Regions from separate parts of the Homo sapiens genome. Here region 2 is linked to region 1. A link is a loop called in an ENCODE intact Hi-C map of the cell type or tissue named here. Cell type or tissue: Caco-2. All regions are shown on one strand.

Region 1 (2,500 bases):
TTCTCAGTTTCTGGAAAAAAAGCCTCATTTTAATGTCTGCAATTTGGGTTAAGGTTTATATAGAGGGCATAATGGGAAATATGAACAAATTGCATGAAACAAGATGAGTGGTAGAAAACTTAAGGAGAAGTCAGCTATATGGACAACCAGTCATAGTCAGGGAAAAAGTTGGGAGAGCAAAGTTCAAGTAGAGACAATTTGCTTCCCTTCCCCACTCCCTAGCTCCCCAGCTCATGTTAACAATGGTAGAACAACACACACACACACACACACACACACACACACACACACACACACACTCTCTCTCTCTCTCCCCCTCTCTCAATCTCTCTCGCTCATGAAATATTCTGCCTTTTGCATCCAAGCTGTTCTCACGGTGATCATTCAGTCATTTCTTCCATAAACTTGCCTTTTATCCTATAGTTGAAGTGACCGGCTTCACTTCAAGATCAGGTTTGTTGATATTTAAGCAGCTTAGAAATTCTTCAGCTATGGTATCCCTGAGGCCTTTGCTCAATCATCCCAAAGCCAAGAAAGCTTCCGCATTGTGTTGTAGTAATTTTTTCAGAATTTAGGATATGAATGCAGTTTTCTGAGCACTACATTACTGTAATATGATTTGAACCCAAATTTAGGTTCCCTGTACAAATCTGTCTGTTACTTCCCCAAATAGAAAACAAAGGGTTGCTCTGATAAGAGCTGTGAACCACAGTGAGGATATGTGGCATGGATAGGCCTGTCTTAACGGGCTCTCCCAATCCCATGGGGCTCCCCATGGCTCATTGCAACTCATGACATAATTCTGGGCAAACTTCAGTGTCCACATTGACCTATCCAGCCCTCTAGGAATTCCTTCAGTCATTCATTTCAAGGACATTTTCTTCACCTCATTTTAGCAACCCACTTTTATGCCAATACTCTGGACCTTCAATTAACTGTAATTGTTTTATCTCTGAAATCTTGAACTTTGACATTCCATCCTTTGATCATAACTTTTGACCCACTTTACTTGCTCTTTCATCTCATTGTAGCTTTGATTGTTATCTGCACTCCCATTTTCTTGGCTCTCTCCTGTCTTTCTCTATCCACCCAGAACTCTCTAGTTAATCATTTTAACCTCCTTCTCAGTAACTCCTCAAGCACTTTCTCACAACTACCGCCAACCCTCAAACCAGGGCCCACAGAACAACCCTTTCTCCCTGGATTGCCACGTGCTGAAGAAAGCACACAAGTGAGTTAATTAGTGTCATCACACATTTGTGATTTACAGTTATGGCTGAGCCCTTGACAGTGAATAAACAGGTGCATGGACTTCAGTCACTCATGTGAGTTGCTCCACATCGTGTGCCACAGGAGAGTAGCAGCAGGACTTCCTTTATTTAATGATGGCTAATACTTCTCCAGAGGAGAATTCTAGAAAAGCAGCTAATGGAACAATAAAATTAGTCACACGAGCCATGATATTTTTGGACAATTCAATAAAGCTCACTGTTTTCATTGCCAGACTTTCCCCTGCTACCACACAGGAATGTGACAGCTGGCTTTCTGGACCCTGATCAGAGAACTGTAGCCTTCTCTAGTTCCTTATGTCATTGTTGCTTCTTTTGAGCAACAGGATCCTACTTACAAAGCTACTTAGAAATCAAGTAATCATTTTACTGTAGGTATGAGGCTTCTCAGGGCCCGAATTGCCTACCAGTGGTAAAGGGCTCAGTAAGGTTACAGATTACTGCCACCTTGGTGTTTCTGATCATTTACCCACACCTCAACTCTCCGCAACCTGTATTCTTGATTGTTTTCCAGATGCAGTGCCCAAACGATAGTTAGAATCCTATCTTTAGGACCCCCTTCACTGAGGAATCTTGGAGGAATTGTGGTTCCTTCCCTAGGTGACCAACCATTCTCATTTTCCCAGAATTGAGGAGTTTTCCAGGATGCAGAACTCTCAGTGCTAAAACCTGGGGAATCCTGGGAAAACCAGGATGATTAAGTCACCTTGTTTATGGCTCCTTCCATGTTACCCCTAAACTTGCTTACATCAGAAAAATATCACTTAACAGCCTTGAGAAGCAGCATTCTCCAGAGGCTACTTGTAAGTCAGCCAGTTCTCAATTACAGCAGTTAATTCTAAACTAAGTCTTTTTATGTACTTAATAAAAATTATAAAAATAGTTCTTAGTTTAATACTCAGATGTGTAGTTGCAAATACTCTCACCAAATGTTTTACTTCCTTTATGCTGGGAGTAGCCCCCTATTTAGGAGGTTGGTGTATGTACACAACAAAACCTTTCTAAGGCACAGGCTGTCCATTCTCTCCCCTTTTTCCCACTCCACCCCACCCTGCTTTCCCTCTGCTCATCTTCGTCAGCTGAGAGGCCCACTGAGAAAAAAAACAAAATGGCGGGTCAGCAAGGTTGCTTCTTTGGCTCTGTTCCACCATTTTGCAATGTCAATCTGTGACTCTTTTTGTCTTCATGGCTTGCCCATGCCCTTATAGCTT
Region 2 (2,500 bases), 170 kb before region 1:
GTGTATTTGTGAGGCATATTGGAAAAAGACTATGTCCCACAGAAACAGTGGGACATAGTCTTTCATTGGTATGCAGAGGTCTCCAAAAGACTAAATGAATCAAAAATTAACTCCTTGAAAGATTCTTTGCAAAAAGCAAATGGAAAGCTTAGGCACCAGACCAAGGACATGACAAAAGAGGGCTGTGCTCTGACTGAACTAACTTCGACTGTTTCTTCTCTTTATCCATTTCTGCCTATATACTGAGTCCACTAACCTTTTTGCTAAATTACCCTTTCACCCTGAAGATGATGAAAAAGAGGAAGTTAGATGCCTTACAAAGTAAGACCTGATCAGCCAGGCCTGTCTGCTATAACTACTTTCACTCCATGGTCTAAAACTGAGCTTAAAGTTTTGTGAAGGACTTCCCTTATTCAAGGGAAAATCTCAAAAATTTACTGAGGAATTTAGAATCCTAATAGGAGCTTACAAGCCAGGGCTTCCTGACCTTTACCAATTTATTCACATGATATTAGGGCCTGATGAAGCTCAAGAATGGATGGCAGTAGCAGAATGGGACAAACCTGAGGAGGGTATTAAAGACCCCTCCAAAAGCTCCTCATGAGAAGGACCAAAAGTAGCTAGAAAAATGGCTGAGCCGGGCGCGGTGGCTCACGCCTGTAATCCCAGCACTTTGGGAGGCCGAGGTGGGTGGATCACGAGGTCAGGAGATCGAGACCGTCCTGGCTAACGCAGTGAAACCCCGTCTCTACTAAAAATACAAAAAATTAGCCGGGCGAGGTGGCGGGCACCTGTAGTCCCAGCTACTCGGGAGGCTGAGGCAGGAGAATGGCGTGAACCCCGGGGTCAGAGCCTGCAGTGAGCCGAGATCGTGCCACTGCATTCCAGCCTGGGCGACAGCGAGACTCCATCTCAAAAAAAAAAAGAAAAAAGAAAAAAGAAAAAAAGAAAGAAAAATGGCTGAAAACATTTTACATTCAATTTCTAATATTTTTCTGCAAAAAGTTGATTAGTCTGTCATACAATCTTGTAAACAAAAACAAAAGGATGAACCAGTTTGAGATTACAGAACTCGCTTAGAGACATTGTTTGTGAAACATTCTGGGCTTAAAGTACGGCAAGGAGTATTTCCTGCAGGGACTGAAATAGCATTAACTGCTCTATTATAAATGGACTCCGTCCTGAACTTAGAAGTTTAATTAAAAAACATAAGCTTGGATGGGAAGTTACAGATATGACTGAATTGGTGGCTTTAGCTGAACATTTTGAGAGGACTCTAGAGCAAGAAAAAGCTCAAAAAGCTAACAAGCTGACCCTTCAGTTACAATGGCTACAGGGGCTGCGACCAAAGGGACCTTTCTCATTCTCATTTTAAATCACAACCGAGAGATCCTAGAACAAGAAATTCTTTACCCCAAGATATCTGCCTTTATTGCAAACAACCAGGGCATTGGAAAAGGGATTGACCGCTTTTATGTAAGAGGTCTGCCAATAAGCCTCCCTTTAGGCTGAACTGTTTCTCCACTAGAGGGAGCCCAAGAGACCTTAGCCCTCCTGATAATGGCATTGACGGGGCTCCCAGGGATTCTCTACTAAATTGCTCCCGTAATACCTTTAAATGAACATGGAGAAACAGGTTAAAATAAATGGGGAGTCGTGTACAGTCCCGATGAATACTGGAGCTATTCTATCTACCATAAACCCCACTTTAATAAGCCAGTAAATCCCTAGAAGTAAAAAGGGTCATTTTTGTGAGGGTTGTTTGTATTTTTAAAATTTATTTTACGTTCCAGGATACATGTACAGGACGTGCAGGTTACATAGGTAAATGTGTGTCATGGTGGTTTGCTGCACCTATCAACCCATCACCTAGGTATTAAGTCCTGCACCCATTAGCTATTTATCCTGATGCTCTCCCTCCCCCTGCCCTGCTGCCTAGGCCCCAGTGTATGTTGTTCCCCTCCCTGTGTCCATGTGTTCTCATTGTTCAGCTCCCACTTATAAATGAGAACATATGGTGTTTGGTTTTCTCTTCCTGCATTAGTTTGCTGAGGATAATGGCTTCCAGCTCCACCCATGTCCCTGCAAAGGATATGATTTCATTTCTTTTTTATAGCTGCATAGTATTTCATGGTGTATACTTACCACAGTTTCTTTATTCATTCTATCATTGTTGGGCATTTGGGTTGATTCCATGTCTTTGCTATCGTGAATAGTGCTGCAATGAACATATGCATGCATGTATCTTTATAATAGAATGATTTACATTCCTTTGGGTATATACCCAGTAATGGGTTTACTGGGTCAAATGGTATTTCTGTTTCTAGGTTTTTGAGGAATTGCCACAGTCTTCCACAATGGCTGAAATAATTTACATTCTGTGGTGGGGGTTTCAAATCAAGTTCAAGACATTCCTGTATCTGAACCCATCCAATTAACATTGGGGCCCTTTTCAGAAAAATATACTTTTGTACTATGTGATGCTGCTCCAGTAAACTTG

The links. Peaks named below come from ENCODE experiments on the same cell type or tissue, not always from the same donor. Only the 100,000 strongest peaks of a DNase experiment are listed, where the experiment ranks them.
Region 2: a loop joins it to region 1, with 2.9 times the contacts of the local background. A loop is called at or near these places in 4 of 110 quality-filtered maps.

Annotation. Positions count from the first base shown.
Region 1 is chr3:151,638,001-151,640,500 of GRCh38, forward strand. The region is part of intron 3 of LINC02066 (long intergenic non-protein coding RNA 2066); the gene reads left to right. Among named protein-coding and RNA genes, the nearest start is that of MIR5186, 73 kb to the left of the region's middle. In Caco-2, no CTCF peak of the experiment used is centred here; DNase peaks (open chromatin) are centred at 761 and 1,211.
Region 2 is chr3:151,466,968-151,469,467 of GRCh38, forward strand. It overlaps a transcript of IGSF10 not described here. Among named protein-coding and RNA genes, the nearest start is that of IGSF10, 7.2 kb to the left of the region's middle. In Caco-2, a CTCF peak has its summit at 1,510 (motif pointing right); a DNase peak (open chromatin) is centred at 1,554.